Linked DNA regions of Mus musculus: region 2 is linked to region 1. A link is a loop called in an ENCODE intact Hi-C map of the cell type or tissue named here. Cell type or tissue: left cerebral cortex. All regions are shown on one strand. Links, peaks and the distances in the headings refer to the core of each region. The heading gives the core; the rest is flanking DNA.

What was found. A loop is a pair of places that touch in the nucleus more often than their neighbours do. Peaks named below come from ENCODE experiments on the same cell type or tissue, not always from the same donor. Only the 100,000 strongest peaks of a DNase experiment are listed, where the experiment ranks them.
Region 2: it touches region 1 in a loop (6-fold over the local background); 2 of 42 quality-filtered maps call a loop at or near these places.

What each region holds. Positions count from the first base shown.
Region 1 is chr11:112,804,406-112,816,597 of GRCm38, forward strand. It overlaps Gm30562 (a long non-coding RNA gene), which reads right to left and starts at 6,196. Exons shown (of 3, transcript XR_389117.3): 1 at 6,058-6,196; 2 at 2,291-2,456; 3 at 1,321-1,557. In left cerebral cortex, for the core only: no CTCF peak of the experiment used is centred there; DNase peaks (open chromatin) are centred at 6,178, 6,919 and 7,322; H3K4me3 peaks cover 344 bases; H3K27ac peaks cover 460 bases.
Region 2 is chr11:112,968,953-112,981,144 of GRCm38, forward strand. No RefSeq gene overlaps it. Among named protein-coding and RNA genes, the nearest start is that of Gm46301, 110 kb to the left of the region's middle. In left cerebral cortex, for the core only: no CTCF peak of the experiment used is centred there; DNase peaks (open chromatin) are centred at 4,551, 5,528, 6,066 and 8,102; H3K27ac peaks cover 720 bases.

The sequences.
Region 1 (12,192 bases), core at 2,143-10,142:
CACCAGACCTTTTTGCTCAAAAGCTCTTCATTGAACCAGTTACAGAAGTGAACTATACAATCAGCTCCTACAAAGGTACATGCCACTGTGTGCCCACCTGGAGCATAGAGTGAAGTGTCCAAGTGGCTGGGCTTGTTGGTGGCTGAGGGCATCAGAGCAGATGGCAGTCTGCAGATATTTCTTGGGGATAACGCTGAAGAAATATCAGCTCACAGAAATAGCTTCTCAGGCTTGGCCTTGGTACCCTGGCCATCAACTCAGAGGAATAGCATCCCAACCAAGCATCCTGAGAGCGATGCCCCAAGGGCGAAGACATGACCCAACAAAGGATGGGATCAGACTAGTGCATTTTTCAGACTCAGATTATATGAGCCAAGATGGTAGGGGGGTTAATATAGATAGAAGACTAACAGGGTGTCCTTGTATAGTCCTGCATCCGCTTCCACTGCTGACTTAATCTCTTATTTGATATCCACGCTGTGTTTCACTCACCGTTCAGAACCTATTCTTTTCCTCTGCCTTCCCAACCCTTCAGCTCCCTCATTGTCTCCCCCGTCCTCTGTCCGTCCCTTTCCTCTTCGTTCTCTCTTGGGTCTATTTTTATTAATGTCTTTCCCTCCTTCTTGGATGTTTGTCCCCAGAGTCTGTGCATCCCAGTTCTATCTAGATTTTTAACCATAACCTGCTTTAGGGAACCTTCCCATATTCTCTCTTAATCCCAGTTTACAGCCTGAAGAACTGTTCTTTTGAGTATCAGTCTTTGTACTCCTACTTGCCAATGTCATTAGCCTGTGTATGCTCTAAAGGTAAGCCATGCTTACTTCCTTCATCCTGATCTAGAATAAACAGAGCATTGGCTTAAACCTGTATGGTGCACACCACGGATGCTCACCTGCTCTGGGGGACGTAGCTGTGCAGTCCTGCAAAAAGATAACATTTGTTAGAATGATTCATTTCCATAGGCTTGTGTCATCCCAAGGAAGGACCAGATAGAGCCAAGATCAATGTCACCTTCTCCTCCCAAGTCCTTCTTTCTTATTATGGCTGAGGGCTCCAGCCCATCTCTACTTAGAACCACATCCAGCGCATCTCTCATTCCACTCCTCCCCTGTTCTCTCAGTCTCCCTGACTACCTAACTTTTCGCTCTATATGTTTACTTTTTTAATGTGGGCCTTCCAAGCTCACACTTGTTCACTGCATTTTGAATGCTACCCAAAGATCAGTCGTTCTAAAACAGTTCTGTTTACACTGATTCCCTGTTAAAATATGTCTTAGTTAGGCCTTTACTGCTGTGAAGAGACACCATGACCAAGGCAACTCTTATAAAGGACAACATTTAATTGGAGCTGGCTTACAGGTTCAGAGGTTCAGTCCATTATCATCAAAGCAGGAACATGGCAGCATGTAGGCAGGCATGGTGCAAGAGGAGCTGAGAGTTCTACATCTTCATCTGAAGGCTGCTAGCAGGATACTGACCTCCAGGCAGCTAGGATGAGGGTCTTAAAGCCATACCCACAGTGACACACCTGCTCCAACAAGGCCACACCTCCTATTCCCTGGGCCAAGCATATACAAACCATCACAAAATACTTCAAAGGCTCACTGCCACCCTGGCCAACATTTACATAATAAAATACAATCTTGGGGTTGGAGAGATTGCCACAAGAGCATCTGATACACACACACACACACACACACACACACACACACACACACACACACACACCAAAAACCCACATTATTGCAGTGTGGGTATAGCAACCCACCTGTAATTGTAGCTTCTGAATGTGGAGAGAGGGGATCCCCAGAACAAGCTGGCTAAGAGGCCAACCAAATCTGGGTTTGATGGGAAAACCCTGTCCTTATGGATAAGGCAGAATTATGCAGTATGATGCCTGGTATCAATCCTCAGCCTCCACACATATGTATGCATATGCACACAGTGCACCCACACACGTGTGAACATACACGGAGGGAGGGATTCAATTTTTGTTATTCCAGCTTTAAAATTCTTTGGGGGATTTCTCTGCCTATGTTAACCCACTTTGCATCTTGATTAAGACAAAACCACAAAAACGGGCCACTCCTTGCTGATAATCCAGGGCTGGGGCTGTATGCGAGTGAGCACCCTGCTAATCCTCTGGACTGCCCTCCCACTCACCCCACAACCTCCTGTGAGTCAGGGCTTTCAAGGAGCCTCTCTCCTAAGTCAGCTTCTCTTCTGCACCCAGAGCTCTCGGCTGCCCCTTTTCCCTGTCATGCCTGCAGCACATCCCAGGCTCTCTTTACCTGACCCTGCCTCCCAGGAGGCCACGCTGGAGCCTTCAGGGATGATGCTGCGTTCACCTTTGCTGCCACAGCAAAGAGCAGCATCGCTTTGTGGTCACCTTTGTAAACACCATCGGGGCCATCAAAAGCACAGGTAGAACGGTGCCAGTTGCTCGCGTTCACATTTCTACAAAGGATTCAGAAAGGAAAAGTAATGTGCCAAGAGGGACAGGGACTCTCGTCCTTCTGATTCATCCTGTCATAACTTTATAGAGATATACCAGTTTCTCTGTGCTCATTCATCTTAGTCATTAGTGGCTCTCTCTCTCTCTCTCTCTCTCTCTCTCTCTCTCTCTCTCTGTGTGTGTGTGTGTGTGTGTGTGTGTGTGTGTGTATAGAGTTAGAGTTAGAGTTAGAGTTAGAGTTAGAGTTAGAGTTAGAGTTAGAGTTAGAGTTAGAGTTAGAGTTAGAGTTAGAGTTAGAGTTAGAGTTAGAGTTATTCCAGCCTTGAATTTCTTTTAGGAATTTCTCTGCCTGTGCTAACCCACTTTATATCTTGATTAAGACATAAAAGTATACACACGCATGAATATGGTATCTATGTATGTTATGTACATATGCATAAAACTATATAAATGCATGCACGTGAGATTATGTGCGTGCACACGTATATCTACAGGTGTCCTTGGCAGCCATAAGAGGTGGTCAGATCCCCTGGAGCTGGAATTGCAAACCTCTGTGATTTGCCATGTAAGGGCTGGGAGCCAAGCTCCTCTTCCTGGAAGAGCAACAGTCACTCTTCAACCAGAGTCAACTCTCTAGCCCGATATGTGGTTGTTTTTAACCATGTTCAATTCTGATGAATGCAGAGAACCAGAGAGTAAAATGTGAAATAAAGTAGACCTTGTGACATGCTCTCTGGTTAAGAAGTCTCTCCTTCCTTCCCCTTTAGCTTGCTTCCCTCCTTCCTCCCTCGCTCCCTCTTTTTCATCTTCTTTCTTTTCTTTCCCCCTTGCCTCCCTCCCTTTCTAGTGCTGGGATCACAGGCATGAATCAGCATAACTCGCAAGGCAGACCGTTCGACACTCTAAAAATTAGGAAACTTGGTGAGGTTGCAAAGGCTCCCCCTTTCTCTTCTTTCACCTGGAAATTCCAATTCTTTTGTGAGAAGAAACCACTCCTAGATTTCTGAAGGATGTAGGGGGAAATAGCCTGGGCCTGGCAGGCAGCAGGATGCAGGTCAACCTTCAGCTTTTGTGTGGAGTCTGTGCAAACGCAGGTTCTAACCTTCTACCTGGTATTACTAATCCTGTTTTGTGAGCAGATCTAACAGAGCCCTTACCAAAACAGGGTCTGAAGTGCATCTGGATTTTGCCACCTCTGTTGCCTCACTCTCCAGATCTTTCTTCACCATGGCTGCTCTGGGAACCACCTGGGAACTACCTTCCCTCCTACTCATAGCCCAGCTCCACAGAAACAAGTGGGACCCATTGCAGGAAAGGAGCCCGAGGAGGTGAGGGGCAGGGTCTGCAGAGACTGAGGAGGGCAGACAGCTGTACAGTCTGGAGGCAATTAGGCCTTCTGTCTGCAAATTGGAATCAAAGTTATTATTTATACTGTTCAGCTAGATGTTGACTGAGGCCATAGCAAAGCCTGGCTAATTTATAACAGGGCTCCCAGAGAACAGTCAAACAAACGCATCCCACGTTTCACACAACGGAGGCGGAGGGTGGAGGCTTAGGGAGCTGCATGTCTGGAAAGTAGAAATTACGTTTATTGTTCGTAATAAGCCATAAAAGTTAGGGTCAATATTCTTAGCTGTTTTCCTATTGTGTGCAAATATCCTGTTTGATTCCTACAAACGCTGTAACCGAGTCTCACACTCTAGCTCACCTCCACCCTGGTGGAACTGACCCGAGAAAAACTCAGAAAAGTGTGTGTATGTCCGTTCATTCATGCACGCATGCCCATATATGTACATGCCCACAGAGGTCAGAGGTCAACCTTGTGTGCCATCCCCCAAGGGTCAATTCATCTTATATTGGATACAGAGTCATCAGTTGAGTTAGACTGGCTAGCTTGTAAGCCCCCGGGTCCTCCTGCACCTGCCTCCCTCACTGGGATTAGAGGCACACCAACCATCACATGCAGCCTAGGTGCTAGGGATCCAAACTCAGCACAATGCAGATTGATTGAGCCACCTCCCCAGAAACTCATTTGAATTTTTCTGATCCCTGGCTACTAGTTCCTCAGCTGACTTGGTATTCTGGTTATTGGTAAGCACAATTCATAAGCATTTGTTTTGGGGGGCTTCCAATAGCTTGCATTGACTAAGCATCTTGTAGGTGAACTGGGTGTAGTGCTACAGCAAGAAAAGTGGAGGCAGGAGGACCTGACGTTCAAGGCCATTTCCCTCATATAGCAAACTGTGGGCTAGCCTGGGGTATAGGAGACCCACCTATAAGACCATAGCAAGGTGCAGGCCAAATAAATTATCTTCTAGCTATCTACCTAAATATTAGTACCAATCAATCAATGGATACCTGGAGAAAAAAAAACACACATATAAGAGCTACTGATGCAGGAAGGCAAAGAGGGTCTCCACTTGCCTCAGCATCTCCATCAGGAATCTTGTTCAAGTCTCACCCGTTGATCATCTACCACAGCACTCTTGGCTTGTCAATGCCCCACCCCCACCCCACCCAGCCCTTCTGACAAAGGTCTTGGAGAATTTCTATTTTTAAATGCTCAAAGCCAGTGTGAGTTAGGCAGCATTTATATGTCTCCAAATGGAGCAAGGAGGTTTTGTTTGGTTTAATGTACGTTGCTTTTGGTTTTTGTCATTACATTTTGTTTTGACTTTCTGTTCTGAAACAGGTTCTCCTTGTACAGCCCAAACTACTCTGGAACTTGCCATGTAGCCCTGGTTGGCTTTGAGCTGGTACTGACTCTCCTGCCTTGGCTCCCAGTGTAAGATCATCAGCCTGGGCCGCTATGCTCAGCTAATAAAGAGCTTTTGGGGGAAGATTGGCTTTGTTTTTAATCTATGAAAAGTGTAGCTGCCCTGTCGGGGACCCTTCCTTCCAGCCTGTGGGTAGATCATAAGCCTTGCAAGGGAGCTGTTCTTGGAGTCATTGCAAGGCAACAAGAGAAAACTCAGAAGTTCCTTTAATGAAGCAACAGCTTCTACTCCTGCAATGGAATCTTATGCTGGGAGAGAAAAGCATTCCATACCCTGAGACACAATCAAACTAAGCCCTGTGGAACTTACAGCAACCTAGCAAGGACAGTCCCTTCCTGGGGAGGGGCAGGCACTTGCACAGTCTCAGGGGGTGAGATCTTGCACCTGCATGGCAAAGGGGGTGATGTGACAAAAGCCAAAGGGCAGGCGGCTGGTCAGTGACATCTATGACCTGAATTGGAATGACCACCTAAGACAGTGGCTCTCAACTTTCCTAACACTGAGACCTTTTAATGCAGTTCCTCATGTCCTGGCGACACCCAGCCACGAAATTATTTTCATTGCTACTTCATAAGTGCAGTGTTGCTACTGGTATGAATTGTAATGTAAATATCTGAGATGCAGAATGGTCTTAGGAGACCCCTGTGAAAGGGTCCTTTGACACCCCCCCCCCAAATGAGGACCACTGACCTAAGAGATGCGAAGAAGCTAGTGAGAGAAGAAAGAGAGATAGTGATACCTAACCCCCACTGGATGCTGACAATATCCCCCCAAATGTACCAAGCAACAGCCCAATCTAGAAACCCCCGTTTGTTTTCTGTTTCACCTGTAAAGAAGCCAGAGCAAAATGATCCCGGACTGGAAGTCAGGTGGTCAGTAAACAGCGGGGATGGCATTGGAATCCAAATAACCTGGCTTCCAGCCCTGCCCTGGATTCTACAGCGTTCCCAGAGGTAGTGGTGGGAGCTAGACAGGGCTCTGTACCCGGCCAAGTTCAAGCCTTTTTTTTTTTTTTTTTTTTTTTTTTTTTCTTCAAGGCAGGGCTGCTGGGAAAGCTAGAGTACAGCCCGGCTGCCTGACAGGTTTCAAGGTCCGGTGGGGGCAGGGAGGGGAGTGAACCGATGCCCTCTTTGCCTATACCTTTTCCCCCTGGTACTCCATAGCTAACCGCACACCGTGGTGTCTTTTCCTCTCTGCCTGCTCTCCCTCCGGCGGCGGTGCTCCCACCCAAATCAGCTATTACAGCAAGGAAGGTCTAGCGCTATTAAGGATCCCCTCCCTGGTTTACTTCATTTGGACTTCCATCTTGGTCATCTCCTGTGAGCGGTGGGAGTGGGGGAACCGTGGGTCTGGGAAGTTTCCGGAAAGTATCCCTTCTCTCTTGTAGCACTTAGAACATAGGCCCTGAGAAGAGGGGAGTATTCCACAGGTTGAGGGATCTAGCGTTCCACCCTGCAGGGGGTGAGTAGGTGGGGAGGTGTTTGGATTTGGAAAGGGGAGGGGAGGGGAGGAGGAGAGGCGGGATGGGGGAGGAGGAAGAGGCTGCCTCCTCAGGGGAAGCAGCTTTCCCATGGAACTGCACGGTAGCTGGTGCCCATTAGCATCCCTATGCATAATAAGAGTTTGGCTCATTGTCATGCAAATGAATTCAGATGACAACACTCTCTCCTCGACAACACTGCCTCGGCACTGGAAAGTTTCTCACACTGTGGCAGCCAATAGGAGCGCACGCCCTCGCCATCTTTCATTAATTACTTCTGTGCCCTTCACTCGGGCAAGGCTTGTTCTCAGTCACACCCCCCTTCACTTCCCAGCTGCTGCCTCATTCTGGAAAGGCCGGTGTCCTCCCCGATCCACCAAATAAAATATGTCCTAAGGTAAATAAAAGCTAGAGAGACAGTCCCAACTCAGACGAAGCCAATTTGGACTGGACAGAAACCAAGGTGCTGCAGCCGTGTGAGGACAATTTTTCCTTGGCATTTCCCGTTCACCGCACTGCCACAGCGTGGCCCAGGGCTTCCCCCTGTAAGCGGTATTCTCAGGACATCACTCAGTTGCAGCTCTGATGGATTCTCGGGGATGAGCCATTGAGTGACTCATCTCTGCCATTGTGTGTGCTGTCAACCCCACATTCTGCACAGCATGCTGGTCAATGCCAGCGGGCTGGAGCTCAGCCACTAGGTCACTGTCACCAGCTTAGTTAGTTCTTGCCGGAAAGGTAGTTCTCCATCAACACTAACCGTAGCGCCAAGAGAAAGACAGGGTATTGAAAGCCCAGCCGCAGCTTAGCACACTCTTTCTTCTTTCTGAAACCTGGAACATCCAGACCTCATCTCCAGCCCCTCTAGAGGCCTGGAGTGGGGGTGGGGGTGGGGGTGTTTTCGTGACTTGGAGTAAGTTAATTATACTGTGCTAATTACACTTTGCAAGTCTGTGCACGCATCTATAACATGGAGCTAGTTAGCCACATAGAGCTAGGGATGATCTGGTCCCTGCATGTGTTAGACATATAAATATGGCCTGGCCCCCACTGTTGGCGCTTTGAATGGATGTAAGTGGGAGTCATTAATGAATTTTCTCAAACTTTGCCTTTGCTTGGTTGGCTTATCCTGCTAGCCATTCTCTTTCCAGTTCAGCCAAGTTCACTCCTCGATTTATTACTACTTCCAATCCTCCAGGCAGCCTTACCCCAGGGTCTTTTTCTTTCCAAAATGTTTAGCAACAATAAAGTGTACAATGTCATGCAGTGTGGCCTCTACAGAAGGCATGTGATCTCAGGCCTAACTGTCCCAAAGGTTCAACCTGTCCCCAAAGAGCTTGACACTTCCACCTTGCATCTGAGTGCACGGGGTCAGAGAAGATAGGGGCGGAGGGGTGTGGGACATGCTATGAATCAACTTTAGTTTCCACATTATCTCAACAACAGACAGGCTTTGTAGGCAGACACAAATTATATGCAAATCATATGCAAATCTGAATGTAAATACTTTGGACCCAGGGAGAAAAATCCAGGGGGAGACATTCCTATTTCTTTTTCCTCTACTTCCCAAGTTTTCTGATTGGTCAGTTGGGGAATCATTATAAAGACGGAGAGGTGCATGTAGTTACCAGGAATCTGGTTTACCTGCTTGTCAAGGTCACCTACCAAGGAGACTTAGAAGGTGTAAGCTGCTGCTGCTAATTCCAGAGGCAGGGCTGTGTCTACTCTGACCCCAGCTACAGAAAGAATAAACATGGATGTGAGCTAGGCATTTTGGGCTGGGCTGGGGAGGGCCGCCAGCCCAGGGTAGCTGAACTGCCTTTTCCCTGACCTCGGATAGAGGAACTCCTCCTTTCATTACTTTTCAATTTTGAAAAGAAGCTTGAAGAAACTTTGCTAGGGTGGAGGACCAGGAGAGAGCAAGAGGAGGAAAGTAAAAATTTCATGGTCCTGTTATTCACCCATTTGGATTTTGACCTCAGAATCTCTTCTGTTTTGGTTTGGTTTCGTTTGGAGATACAGGTCTCATTGTAGCCTGGGCTGGTGAGGAGCTCACTAGAGCTCAGATTGGCTTTAAACTCACAGCGATCCTCCTGCCTCAGCCTCCAAAGTGCCAGGGTTATGGAAATGAGATTCCTAGGGTCCACGTGGGCATCAGACTTCTCAATGACAAATGTCAGAAGGTGCACACCACGCAAAGAAAGTTCAGGACACATGCCTCCCCCGAAGGTCCCCCACCCACTATCACTGGACTGTTGTCAGTATGACTCCATGGTCCCCGCACCTCAGCTGGGCCCTCACCACTTCCAGGATGCCCACCTGTGTGGGTTTTTGTCAGCTTGTAGCCCATTCTCAAGGAGGGTTAGCTCACAGAGGTTTGTCTTCCTCTCAGACCCTCTCTGCTCTCTTTCTCCAGAGGGGGTAGCTCAGGGCTACTCCACCTAAATTCAGACTCAGCACACCCTACCCAGTTTCTTCCTTCCTTTATGCCCCAGGAGAAAACAAGTCCCATCTGTCAAAGGCCAACCAGTCTGACTCCTCCCCAGGGGGGCAGTTAGATAACCTCTCTGGGTCAACTTCAAAGTCCCTTTCGCTTCCTGGGTCTCCTATTCATCATTCAAACCTTCTAGGAGACATCGAACACTGTCAATTAGCTAACAGCTAAAGGTTGGTTCTGAATAGCTTATAAAAAGCTGATGGTGTATCAGAAGTATGTACCCCAAACTGACAAACCCCCAAGCCCCAAGTTCAGGAGCATCCCTATCCAGTCTTCATCCACACTGTCAAATACTGAAACCATGGGGGCAGGAGGAAGGGGGGCAGTACAGCAACATAGTCCTTAGATCACTGCAGAATTGAAATGTTAATTTTATTCTAATAAACTGAAGCAGCCATAGGTGGCCAGCAGCTATGGTGTTAGCCAGTATTGCCCTAAACATCTGGCCCCCAAATGGAAGAATTGATACTACTATCCTGTGTTGTTCAAGCCAGTTCAGGGAGACTGGCACCGCCGTACACTATCAGCAGGCTAGTCAATTAGCTATGGCCTTTTGCTGGGTGATATGGCAGTATCTGACATTTGAAGTGTGCGCTCATCCAGTTCTCAGAATCGAGAAAGAAGTGAATTTACAGAAAGGTACAAAAAGGTCAGAGTGAGGAATGTGTGTGTGTGTGTGTGTGTGTGTGTGTGTGTGTGTGTGTGTGTAGGTCACATCATGAAGTACATGATATGTGGGCATTAGAAGACAATGTTCAAGCGTTGGTTTAATCCTTCTAACATGTGGGTGGGAGAACCTTTACCCCAACGATCTGTCTGACCCCCTAGTTCTCATCTTTTTAATTTGATTTTCTTTGTGTGAGTGTTTCACCTGCGTGTATGGACGTGCCCCACATCCACATGAGTGCCTGATACCCATGGAGGTCAGAAGACAGTCGGATTTCCTGGCACTGGAATTATGGTGTTCCTGAGCTGCATGTTGGTGCTAGGAACTGAGTCTGGGTCCTTTACAAGTCTAACAAGTGTTCTTAGCCACTGAGCTATCTTTCCAGTACACCCCCCAATGCTCTCAACGCTCCCAGTTATGATGGTCTATGATCCCTTGTTCAGCCGTACACTGAAGGCAACAAGTATCAGGTGACCAAGGTATTCAGAGTTAGCGAAAGGTAGAGTTAATTAATTCTAAGTGTCTATTAGGGGCTCTGGAACAAAGAAAATGCCAAATAAATGATGGCTACCATCAATTGATAACACTATTAATAATTTTATCAGTAGTACAATTACTAATTAATAATTGTAGTAGTAATATAGGCTCCAGATTTAGTCAAAGCTTTGTAACTTCATTCTTAGCTCATCCTAGTTTTCATTTTGTTTTGTTAAAGAGTCACGTTAACTTTTTAAATTTAGGTATATGGGCATGTTCATGTGTGAGTTTATGTGTATCATGTGCTTGCGAGGGTCCACAGAGACGAGAAAATGACATCATTGGATCTCTTCAAACTTCAGTTACAGGCAATTGTGGGGTGCCAGGTGGATGCTGGGAAGAGAACCTTGGTCTTCTGTCAGAGCAGCAAATGCTCATAAGCTCTGACGGGGCCACCTCTCTAGACCTCAGGCATCCTAGTCAAAGATAATCAAAGTTCAGAAAAGATATGCGGGACAGATGGAAAATACCTCATGGAGACTGTGTTAGAAGAGTCTCAACGTCAGGACAGTGTGGTCAGTATTGTGTCAGTCAAGTGTACAGAGTCGAGGGGTCTCAATTGTGGGTGATTTGGGCTTGTAAGGCAACACTTAACCATGTCTCATGTCACAGTGGGGGAGCACAGTACCTCCTTAGATTCCAGTGGGTAGGAGTCAGAGATGTTTCTTAATGTTATACAGTGTATAGCACAGAGCCCACCCCATCAATGATGCAGCATCTTGTCTCCTTGTCTTTGGCTGCAAAAGCTTGGGTTAGTCTGTGAACCAAACCTGAGAGGATACTCTGAAGCTTTCAGTCATAGGGAAGTTCACAAGACTCCTCAGCCTCAGTGTCTCCATATAACATGAAGATGGTGATAAGGAGAACTCCTATCCCACAAGAAAGAATGGCTTGGTTTAGGACAAGGAAAGTGTACAGACTTTGTATCCACATGCAACAGGTCCAGTGTAAGCAGTAGTGATAATGTTAGCATTTACTTTAAATCAAAGCATGGACCACACCAAAGTCATCCCCCACTTAGACCCCAGCACTTGGAACTACAATAACCTTACACTAAAACATAGAGAGAAGTCATCCAGAGGCCTCAGAATAAGCAAGACCATCAGGTACTGAACCTTGACCATAGACATCCAGCCTTGGGAACTGACAAAAAAGTACATTTCTGTTGTTTAAACTGTGCAGCCTTGGTATGCTTTGTTATAGAAAAGGAACACATCTAGAGTCGAGTTTACCGATTTGTAGCAATTTCTAGAATGCCTTTGCAATCTAATGGAATCAGCATCTTTTGGGAGGATCCTGGCAATAAATAGTGCCAAGTAGTAACAGTAAGAGCCCTTGGCTCAGTCCTGTTGTTGCAGAGTGGGGCAGGGGTTTTTATGTTTGTTTGTTTTGCTTTTGGTTTTTTTGGTTTTTGGGTTTTGGGGTTTTTGGGGGGGGTGGCGTTCAAGACAGCGTTTCTCTGTGTAGTCCTAGCTGTCCTGGAACTCACTCTGTAGACCAGGCTGACCTTGAACTCAGAAATTCCCCTGCCTCTGCCTCCCAAGTGCTGGGATTAAAGGCGTGTGCCACCACCGCCCAGCAAAAATCATTTATTTTTATTGTATGTGCATTGGTGTGTGAGGGCGTCAGATTCCCTGGAACTGGAGTTGCAGATAGTTGTGAACTGCCATGTGGTTGCTGGGAATCGAACTCAAGACCTTTGGAAGAGTAGTCAATGCTCTTAACCACTGAGGCATTTCTCCAGCCCAGTGGGGCAGGTTTTGACACTGTTCTCCCAACC
Region 2 (12,192 bases), core at 2,437-10,436, 160 kb after region 1:
AAATACAATGTGATAAAATTATCTTTAAAAGAAGGGTAGAGGACCAGAACTCTGAGGCTCTCTATATAAAGATATCTAAACCACTCAGTAGTGTAAGTGACACACACATGGCAGGGTGTCTACATGGGTCTACAAGGAGGATCTGGAAGATCTGGAGCCACCAGCTGTCATTTATTGATGACTCAGAGCATGGTGCTGAAGCTACAGTAGAGATGAGAGGAAGCTCCCTACAACCCCCAGCCCAACTCATGAATGTCCAAACCTGCTGGCATCCAGAAGGAATGAAAAAGATGCTGAGGCTCTCTGGGAGAACAGAGATAGATGAGGGGAGTGCTGGAGACAGGGCTGAAGGCAGGACTGAGAACATGCCGGACCCAGACACAACTGCAGGGTGCTTACGTCCACTCACCCGTTCACTTGCTCACAACATATTCAATCAGGAAACATTTGTTCTGTGCCTCCCCGGTTCCATCCCACTGAGCTCAAGAGATCACTTGATTGCCCAAGCCTCAGCTCCTTGTTTCCTCCTGAAGACGAGGGTTCTAAGGAAAGGCATTCCATGTCCAATAGTCACACATTCTATGAAGGAAATTTACAAAGCATCCAAAGAACTATGTTCTCTTGAACATAGGCATGCATCATGGTGGCTAGAGGCTTGGGGGCAAGCATCCTATAAGGCAGACAGGGCTCCCCCATATCCGAGGAGCCCAGAGTAGCTGGGCTGGAAAGAAGCTGGCAGTGGGCAGGCATGGGAACCAGCAAAACCCTTACTGGTTGCTGGTCTGGGTTTGACTTGCTGAAGTTTAGAGAAGATGGGGTTCACACTCCCTTCATTTTGTGCAGGGAGAATTTACAAAGACATTTAAAGTGGATGAGTTCACTGACTGCATCCCTCAGAGTGGTTAGGAAAGTAGGATTTTAGGATGAGTACTTCAAGACTTACTTGGGATAATTGATAATAATTTATGTCCACGTCCACATTTCCATAGGGTGTTCACAAGCATTTAAATGCAGACATATGCAAACATCAGAGGATTCCAGTACTCATGCGCAACCAGCAATTTACAGCTCTTTTTCTTGGGTCTCCTGGCACCTGGAATAAAAGAGGCAGTGCCACAGTTGTCACTGGTGCTTGACCACTCAAATGCCCCATCCTGCATGGAGGGACCCTTGGCTGACTGAGTTCTTGTTGAACTTAAACATCTCCATTTTCTTCTTGAGAACAGCTGGTCTCAATCTACTAACTACCCCTTTGCACACTTGAAGACCATTATTAACATTCCCTTTGGCCATAAACATACGAAGAAGTGTTTAACAAATGAAAAAAAAAAAAAGTTTAGCCTTACCAGTAATCAAAGAAATTCAAATCAAAACAACAAAATGCAATTTTTGCCTATCAATTTGGTAGCTTTTTAAAATGATAGTTGTCGGGGCTGGCGAGAGGAGGATGAAGCAGCAATTTCGTACATTGCTGGTGAGAGCATAAATTGATACGATCTCTCAGCATAGCAATCTGGCAATAAGCTATCGAGACCCTGAAAATTGTCCTCGGCCTTTCACCCGGTAATTTCACTTGTGGGAATTTGTCTCAGGAAAACAATCAAAGAATCAAAGAAGGATTTCTGTGTAGAGGTATTTGGGCTAGTGCCTGGTATTTTGAATTATGAGTCATTAAACACTGCCTACAAGTCAGATGTTGTCGTGGGCTATATGAGAAAGTTACACAAAGGTACAAAAGTGTTCATATGAGAGCTGGGGATATTGATTAGTGGCAGAATAATTGCATGCAAGAGACCCTGGGATCAATCCTTAGTAACACATATTCTCTCTCTCTCTCTCTCTCTCTCTCTCTCTCTCTCTCTCTCTCTCTCTCTCACACACACACATATACACTCACACATTCACACACAACAAACACACAATCACCCACTCACACATATACACACAACACACTCACACATACACATGCAACACATACTCACACATACTCACAGACATGCTCATATACACACACATACACACACACAATTATACAAGCACATGCAAGCCACATGATCAAGGTATGACTAAGGGCATGCAAAATAATCACCTTAAAAATCGCATCATTAGCACACACAATAAGATGTAAAGCCAAATGAGTACTAAGTAACTGTGTAATTACACTCGCCTATAATTTTACATATGTGTAGAAAAGGCTGAACGCAAACATAGCAAAATATTAACAGGTTTTAATTAAAGGATGATATAAATTTGGGGTGGCTTTTTCTTTTCTACTTTATAGTTTAAGAGCTCATGTCAATAAACACACACACACACACACACACACACACACACACACACCTTTTTGTGAAACAGGGACTCATGTATCGAAGAGTGGCCTGGAACTCACTATGCAGCCAAGGATGACCTTAGAACTCTGGGATGATCTTAGAACTCTGGTCCTTCTGCCTCTGCCTACTAAGTGCTGGGATTACCGGTGGGGGCATCGCCCTGGGTTTATGGGGTGCTGGGATGGAATGCATGTTAAACAAGCATTGTGCCAACTGACACCCCAGCACCTGCCCTACCCACCTTGCTCTTCATTTAAACAATAGATTAAAAGGGTGGCAGGGTTTTCCTTGAGTAGGTCAGATGTGAATATTTTATGCTTTGTGAACTGTACAGTCTGTGTTACAATTACTCACCTCTGCTGTTCTAACACAAAAGTATACACAATGTCTCAGCAAATGGGCATAGCTTCTTTTTTCTAATAAAGTGTCTGTGTGTGTGTGTATGTGTGTCTGTTTGACTATATGTTTCTGTGTGTATCTCTCTCTCTCTCTCCCTCTCTTTCTGTCTGTATGTGTCTGTATGTCTCTGTGTGTGTATGTTTGTGTACGTCTGCCTGTGTATCTGTATGTCTGTTTGTGTGTGTGCGTTTGTCTGTATGTCTTTGTGTCTGTGTGTGTATGTATGTCTATGTGTCTATATATCTGTCTGTCTGTCTGTCTGTCTGTCTCTCTCTCTCTCTGAGTGTGTGCATGTGTTACACCAGGGGGGTCTAACCCAGGGCCTTTCATGTGCCAAGCAAGCTATCACTAATCTACATAGCTGTATCTACATTTCCTCTTTAAAAAATGAAAATTAATAGTTAATTAGATCTATGCTCTGGCTTTAGTTTGCTGACACTCAGCTGAAAAGATTTAAGTCCCTCTCAGCTCCATATAGCTGTAGTCTCAAATAAATTTAAGTAGGAAGACCTTAGGAAGGATGAGAAGATGTGAGAATTGTGCCCATCTCCCGTCAAGCCATTAATCTGAAAATGTAGCCTATGACTCCATCTTCTAAGAAGGTTGGTAGTTTGATCCACCACCCATTTTACTCCTCAATGCCAATAGGGTGTGGGAAGAAGAAAGTCGGACACCTTAGAGCCAGACATAAGGAAGGGGCTACCAACACTTAGCTCTGTTGGTGGCTTGGTTAAAATTCTCTGTCTCACACACACAACCATATGGCTACAGAGGCTTCCAGAAAGTGGACACATTGTCCTACCTCTCTCCTTGCCTGTGTTTCAGAGAGAAAATGAACTGTAAGTCTTTCTGCACACTTGGAAGCCCTTCAAAGGGAACATGATATATTTTTTTGGTAGACTAAGGAAGATACACATTACACTGATGGCAGTCTATAAAGTGTAGACCTTCACATGTATGACTGTTTGAAAATTTCCCCCGTAGGATTATATCCTACACCACTCACCTCGGTAATCCTCAGCCATTACCAGACACAGGTCTGGCTACCGACTCTCATCTCTTCTTCTGTGTCCCAGCTTCTTTGGTTTGTTTCCAACAGGAACTCATTGTCTAATCTGTTTTAGAAACCAAACACTTTCCCTGGATCAGAAAGGAAGTGCAGAGCCTTTGCATGACAGGTAATGAGTAAGGGGGGGGGGCTATAGAGGGACATCAGTTTCTTGTCCTTTATCCTTATAACCAGTCACATAAAGAATGGGATACTACCAGTTAAATGTCCTAGGTAGCGAGAAAAGCTGGATTGAGGGCCCTTCCAACGTCCTCCTCGGGCTCTTTGTTCTGATTCCCCCAAACTACTTTGATCTTGCTTTCAGATTACCCCAGGTTAGGCAAGTCAGCTTTCTTCAGGTATTCTATCATCCTGACAGCTAGTGATGGGGAAAGAGCGAAGACTGAGATTTTGTAAAAATCTACTTCTGAAAATAACCTAGAAGCTCCAATGAGTTGCCTTATTATAAAGCCTTTCCAACAAACTGAAGGGAGCCCATCACCAAGAAGCCAGGGGCACCATCGCTGAGATTATTGTACGTTGTTAGCATAAGGGCCATGGATCGTCAACTCAGGAAGCAGTGTTGTCAAAACTTCTTATGTCAGAAGGACAAGAAGCTGGCACCAGGAATCCAGACTGGAGCGTAGATGAGAGCTGCAAGTTCCGACTTTCCAGACCCCTCCCCCACTCAGGGTAAGATCCTGATTGAAGAAGACACGTGAGAGGTCATGCAAGAAGAGCAGGGATGAAATGGCACGTGGGGACACAGGCACAGGAGATTAAACCCTGCAAGGAGGGAGCAGAAGGACTGGTGCCTGGAAGAAGGTTGGGAGACAGCTGGTTGGATCACCAACGCCAGATGCTCCCAATAGCCTGGGTAGGCTGGAAGTGAAATTAGAAAAACGTTTGAAAGTCCCATCTCGTCAGGACAGTAGGGATGGAAGACAATTGCAGTCGGCTGAGGAACAGGGAGGAGAGGAGGGAATGGGGTCAGTACCCAGAGATGACACTGGATATGCCTGTGAATAGAGAAAGAAAAGGAGGAAGGCAGACTTGAGGCATTTTAGAAGGTGTGTGTGTGTGTGTGTGTGTGTGTGTGTGTGTGTGTATGTGGTGTGTGAGCATGTGTGTGTATGGTATAAGCATGTGTGTGCGGTGTGAGCATGTGTGTGTTTCTGTGTGTGTATGTGTATAGTGTGAGTATGTGTATGTGTGTAGTGTGAGCATGTATGTGTGTAGTGTGAGCATGTGAGTGTGTGTGTATGTATGGTGTGAGCATGTGTATGTGGTATAAGCATGTGTGTGTGATGTCAGCATGTGTGTGTTTATGTGTATGGTATGTGAGCATGTGTGTGTTTCTGTGTGTGTGTATGTATATAGTGTGAGCATGTGTATGTGTGTAGTGTGAGCATGTGTGTGTAGTGTGAGCATGTATATGTGTGTGCGTGTATGTGTGTGCATGTGTGTGTGGTGTGAACATGTGCATGTTTCTATGTGTGTGGTATGAGCATGTGTGATGTGTGTACATGTGTGTGTGTAGGTCAGAAGTCAGTATCAAGTGCCTTCCCCAGTTTCTCTCCATCTTTTTCTTTTATTTCAGACGGTGTCTCTCCCTAACCCCGGAGCTCACCAACTCATCCAGCCTGACTAAGCAGCAAGCCCAAGGGTCTGCCTGTCTCTGCCCCTCCCCATCCAAGTGATGGAGTCTCAGAAATGCATTGCTACATTCAGGCTTCATGCGGATGTCTGGAGTCTTCACATTTGTACAGTCAGCACTTTACTGACTGTGGCATCTTTCCAGCCCCACGCTTGGAAAGTTAGGTCAACTCCAACACATCTGAGCACCGAGAGGAAGATGCCAGAGAGCAGCATTTAGCATGCGACGAAAGCCAATAGAAATGAAGCTGGTGCACCATCAAACCTTGAAAGGTGCGGACAGCAAGATGAGTGAGGGGGTGGATGGTCGTGTGATGACGGTGGTAATGGTGACGGTGACAGTAGTGATGGTGGTGCTCACTGTGGTGGTGGTGGTAGCAATGGTGAAGTCTGATGATAAAGGCAGTAGTGGTGGTGATGCTATTCCCAACAATGACTGTCTGCTTCCATGCAAGTTCCCCATCGTGTTTGATCCTCACAATCACCTCATTCTGCATGCACGTGAGGAAATGAAATCTGAGGGGGAAACAAGTCAACTAACCACAGGCGAGCATCAAGTAGCACAACAAGGATTTCTATCCATCTGTGCCCAGGGACACGGCCTCATGGGCCACTTGGAGTCAGCTTAGAGTGGTGGCCAGGGCCTCGCCCAAGAGCTGGAGGTGAGATCATCTCCTGTGGATGGTGGGGGTGGACTGGGAAGCCAGGGAGGGAGGAGAAGAGTTGAAACAGCTGCTGAGAAGAATGTGCTAGGGATGGGCTGGGGAAAAGAGGGCACCGGGAGCTTTCCAGAACACTGATGGCTTCCAGAGCTTCCAGGAGATCCGTCTCTCTCTTATCGCTCGCATTCCCAGTGCTGATTCCTGTACAGAATGAGCATCTCTAGTCCTTGGATTTCTTTCTTGTCTTCTCTAACCTCAAGGGAGTAAGCCATGAAACCAATGTGGAACTGATAGAAGGTTTCAGGGAGTGAAGCTGGGGGCGTGGGGGAGCAACCCTCCAACACTCTCCTTTCAGACCGCAGGCTCCTACGTCTTAGTCACTAACTCGTCCATCCCATGCCACATCTTCCTGCTGGAGTTTGGTCCCTTCAGTGAACAATCCGAGAAGAAAGTGCTTCATTTTGAGCCCAGGTCCTAAGCCATAACTATATCACCAATGTGACTGACTACTTTGAAAAATAGTATCAGACATAGACAGACTAACCCTCCCTCTTCGGGCAGAAATCCATCCGACACACCGAAGGTGATGGCCAGACTTGAAGACACGTAACTATTGCATATGGGACAAGGCCCATCAGTTGCCAAAACAAATCAAATAAGCTACTGATCAAGTTACTAAAATCCATCTGAGACAAAGACCTTGAAGAAGTTGGGCTCATTTTAATATTTTATAAAAATGACTAACAGGACCAGGGCACTGGCATCAAAGTCTAGAAGTGTGCTGATTTGTTGACTCTAAATGTCATTTTCAACTTACTGGAGCTTCATGGACTGGTGGATGCTTTTATTAAAATCTTCTTGGGGGCTGGAGAGATGGCTTGGTGGTTAAGAGCACTGGCTGATCTTCCCGAGGACCTGAGTTCAATTCCTAGCAACCATATGATGGCTCACAACCACCTGTAATGGGATCTGATTCCCCCTTCTGGAGCACATGAAGACAGACCACTCATATGCATAAATACATGAATAAATAAATCTTTTTTTAGAAGTATCTCCTTGGGGCCCTGTTCTGTGAGGCTAGCAGCTCAGTTATCAAGGAGTTGCCATAACTGATCTCCACAATACAGAAAAGATGCAGAGAAAAACCCATATCTCTCTGATCGGGGGGAAATGGTGTCTGAGAGGGTATGAGCAAGCTGTGCTCAGATCTGCATCAACTGTAAATATTTTTAAGAAGGGGTTAAGAGAGGGGGAAGATGGAGCCAGGGGGATGGTGCAGTTGGTAAAGTGCTTGCCAAGGACCTGAGTTCAATGTCTTAGGACATATGAACCCCCTGAACCTGGTAGTAGTATATAATTTCAGCACCAGGGAGTTGGATGCTCAAGGCTCACTGGCCTGACAGTCTAGCCAAATCAGCCAATCCCAGGCTAAGAGTCCCTGCCTCATAAAACAGGGTGGATAGCAACTGGAGAAGACATCTGAGATGAACCCCTGGCCTCTACACACATACACATACACATACACACACACACACACACACACACACACACACACACACACACACACACACACACACAGAGAGAGAGAGAGAGAGAGAGAGAGAGAGAGAGAGAGAGAGAGAGAGTATTTTTTAAGAGGAGCATTAAAACTTTTGTGGGGCATGTCTACATGTATGAGAAGCAAAGGTCCTTGTGTTGCATGTCATGTGTACATAGGAACATGGATATAAGCACACACGCATAGGTGTTCACATATATACTCTGGGTTTCTTAAGAGCCAGGTGCCACGACCCAGCCCAGGTTAAGATCAAATAAGGGTACCGTCCGTTTGAGCAAAGCTCTCCAGCTAAGTAAGACCTATGCCTTCTAACAGCCCAGCCTGTCCTCAGCCTGTTCTTCAGGCAATTTCCCTCTTCCCCTTAAGTCGCCTTGAAAAGCAGCCCAGGGCAACAAATCCCTCCGGCTCCTCATTCCAGCACCGCTCTAATTAATGCAGGAGAAAATTAATTACAGAGGGATTTTTCAAGACCTCTGCATCTAATGACCAGCCCAGGCTCCCCACAACCCCTCTAACTAATTGCAGCTCCCCATTGGCCAGGCCCAACCCGGCCCTCTGCCTTCCCCTCCCCCTCCCCTCCCTTCCCAGAACCCTGGAACAATACCACAGGCTAATTAGGCAGGGAAAGAGTTTCTTGGCAAAGGGGCGAATGCTAGGTCAGTACCTTGAACAACCCAGAAGAAAAACAAAACAGCATTAAAAAGGGGGGCGGGGAGGTGGGTGAAACCTGTTAATCCTAGGCACATTTCCGACAAATATTCTCTCTCTCTCTCTCTTTTTTTTTCAAGTGTTTTCTTCCTGGTAAACAATGTTCTGTGGCTAGCCCTGAAGATTTTTAGGACTCCGTTGCTTAGTGATATTGGGGAAAACACCAGGTCCCCACCTCAGCTCCATTTTGTCCCTTCTGTTGCTTGTCCCCACTCCCCTGGGAAGTGGGGACATGGTCCCAGAGGAAGGGACAGGCTGTGTGTGAAGAAGAGCTCAGCTCTTCCCTTTCTTCCACTCTGTTTCCTATCTCAAAGCTTTTCAGAGTCAGGCAAAGACGCTTCCGGCTCACTTGCATGATGTTGTAAGCTGGTGCTGGCCTGCCCCATGCATCTCTCTCTCTCTCTCTCTGGCAAAGCAAATGTGCCCGATCTGCGCTGTGCAGTGTGGGAGCTACTGGCCCAAGTGGCCATCAGACATATCAGGTACCTCACATGTAGCTCCTGTGGCTGAATGGGACTATTTCATTGTCATTAATGAGAATCAAAATAGCCATATTAAATATGTGACTTGGGGGACCCGCAGATCCTGCCAACCCCCATCTAAGAGCACATAGCAATAAGTAAGATCTGGGTCTCTCGATGACTTCTGTGAGGGACAGAGGTTTGAAGGGGACTCCCTCTACTTTCTGCCTTGGCATTGCGTAATTTGAGCCTCGGACTCCTCTTCTATCAGGTTAGAGAGCCACACTTCAGGGCTCTGTGAGGGCTTTGGTAATGAATGCCAGGTCCCCTGGTGATGCCTTTCGATGCAGAAATCCAGAAGAACAAACACAGCCTGATAAGGCCCTGTACTTAGATGGTTTTTTTTGTTTGTTTGTTTGTTTTTTGTTTTGTTTTTGTTTTTGTTTTGTTTTGTTTTGTTTTTTGAGAAAGAGAACAGGAAGTTGGGTGGCTAAGGGAGGTGGAGAGGATCTGGGTGATCGCGAGGAAAGAATACAAGCAAATGATGTTGGATGAGAGAGAGAGAGAGAGAGAGAGAGAGAGAGAGAGAGAGAGAGAGAGAGAGGCCCAAAGCTATAGGCAGCTGGCCTCATTGTGAGAGCCGATCCGCAGGGACAGACAGACACCTTGTGCTTCCTCCTAGCCTTCCCCACCTCCCTTGTCCCACCACCCACACCTCTGGGAAGTAAGGCTTGGGTGGGGAGCACACCATGTGACCCAAGAAAGGCTTGCCTCGCCCATATCCAGGGAGCCCCCCTCCTCCCCACCCCCTCAGCAAACGGAATGGGGATGGAACGGGGCCTCTCTGGTTCCCATTTTGCGGTTTGCTTATGCTAAATTGCAGTTTCCATATAAAGCAAAGCCCCCAAACATGTTTTTAATAGCGAGGGAAAGGTCTTCCAAAGAGACACGCACAGGGACTTGGAAGCAATCCGGCGGGCAGGAAGCAATCTGTCCTTCCCTCTCTTCCTAAAACAAGAACTGAGGTTTCTAAGAATCAGAGGGAAAAAGAAATTGCTAGAGGTTCTGATGACACAGAGCCTAAAACCCTGCGCTCTCTGTCCCATGTCCCTCAAGACTGAACCTCGCCGCCCAACCTCTATGCCTCCCTAATCTCTAGCTCAGAAAGGATGGCTGGAACCACTGTCTCCTCATAGCCCTGGCATCTGGAGAGCTTCATGGCCCACTCACTTCCCCTACACAGCCCCAGTCACTCCTCCAAGCAGGGAGGGTCCAGATCACCCAGTGCTAAATAACCCCACTCCCCCCAACCCGGTAGGAGAATCTGTCCTGCTGCCGCTTGGCAGAGGAGAGGCAGGAAGCTATTTAGATAGATTATCTCCCCTTTCAGGAAGTTCTGAGGAACTTTTCGATTGCAGTTCACACAAACTTTCTGTCTAATGGTCATTTAGTGATGCCGGCTCATTAGGTCACCAGAGAGGAATGCTAGGCCAATTCAATCTCATTGCAGAGTCTCTGCTTGCCACTCTTCATCCGAGGGAGGAGGCAGAGCTTCCGTGGTCCTGTGGTAGACCAAGGCCAAGGGCTCAGCCTAGAGGTCGAGAGGGTGAAACCCTAACCTCAGAGCCCCTTCTTAGCTCCCACAGAAACACCTCTTTCTTGTAAGAGAGGCATCCTTTCTGAACTTTTCCAAGGAATTTAGAGAGTGACAAAACGATGCGCTTCATAGGTGCTCTCTGGGAGTCTAAGAGCGTCTTTAACAGAGGTGGTGAGACTCTTATTACCAAAAAAATAACGTAATCTAGATCCACAGTCAGGCCATAGGCATGCGTCAGTAGCTAGCCGCAGACTTCCGTGCAGTTGGTGACAGCCATGACTGATTGGTGATTCCATCCCAAACTCTACGCTAAGAGCATTACAGGAATTCACTCGTTTAAGGCCCCAGCAACTCAAGATGGTAGGAGCTATAAGGAAATTGGCCCAGAAAGCCAGACACTCAGCTAAAGATTATACCAATAGAGTGACCCGGTTGGATCTGGCCCACACTGACCTTATGCAGTGGCAGACAAGTCCTGTGACCACAGCTTCCGGTAGAGCAGGTGCCAGTCGCAGAGGACTTAAAAAATTGGCTGGTGTGACTGAAAAACCAAGTGTCTAGTTTTATTTAACTGTAATTCATTCAACTTTGAAGGCAGGAAAGATGGACAGAGCAGTACACCCAAACGGGCTGGGGTTGAGGGGTGGAAACCAGACTTCTTGGTGAGTCTCTCCTAGAGTGAGTGACAGCTAAGGATTAGTGAGAAATGACTCTGTAGGGATGGGGAGATGGCTCAGTGGTTAAAGCGCTTGCCGCCCAAATACAAAAATCAGAATTTTGATCCCAAGAACCCACAGAAATGTCTGGTGGACATGGTGGCCCACCTGGAATTCTAGCCTAGACAGGGGGAGACAAGGGACTCCCCAGACAAAGCTGGTTGGCAAGAGTGTCCATACTGCTGTGGTATGGATGGGACTGAGAGAGCCTGGCTCAATTAATAAAGTAAAAGAGTAAGGGAGGATGACTCTTAATATCAACTTCGAGCACACGCACTCTCATGCGCACAAGAGCAAGCACATGTGCACATGTGTGCACACACACATGCACACAGATGCAAACACACATGTATAAACATAAACACGCACCACAAATAAACACACACGTGTCCCCCAACAAGCACACATATATGACCTCACAGATGCAAATATGTATATATATATAAACATGCATCACACACTCACACACAGATAGATATAAGCATGTACTTCATGCATACATACACACGTAAACATACAACACACACACATGCACAAACATACATACACATGCATGCACGCATGAACACAAATATAGAAAAATAGAAAAGGGGGACGCACACCCTGTACTCTCTGAGATGACAGACATCCAGTCACTTTAGCGCCACAGTTTTATTCATTTGCCCTTCGGAACACCTTTTCTAATGACTGGGTTTGAAAATAGCCTTCTACACCCCTGGGGCACATATGTAGTGTCTGCATCTTCCGAAAACATCTGGACATTTCAAACAACAGACGTGAAGAAATACAACCACGCAGAGATGCATCAGAGCCCACACAGGCATGGCTATGCATCTGTACTTAAATAAAAGGGATTGGGGATGAGCACTTTCCTCACAATCATGAGGACCAGAGTTCAAATCCCCAGCTCCCAAGGAAAAAGCCAATATGACTGAACATGTATGTACCTTAAAGTTCAGCAGTATGGAGGGTTTCAGGCCACCAGCTTAGCTTCAGGGTTTGTGACTTTGTCTCAAGAGAATGAAATGGAGACTGATAAAGCAGGGTATCTCTTCTG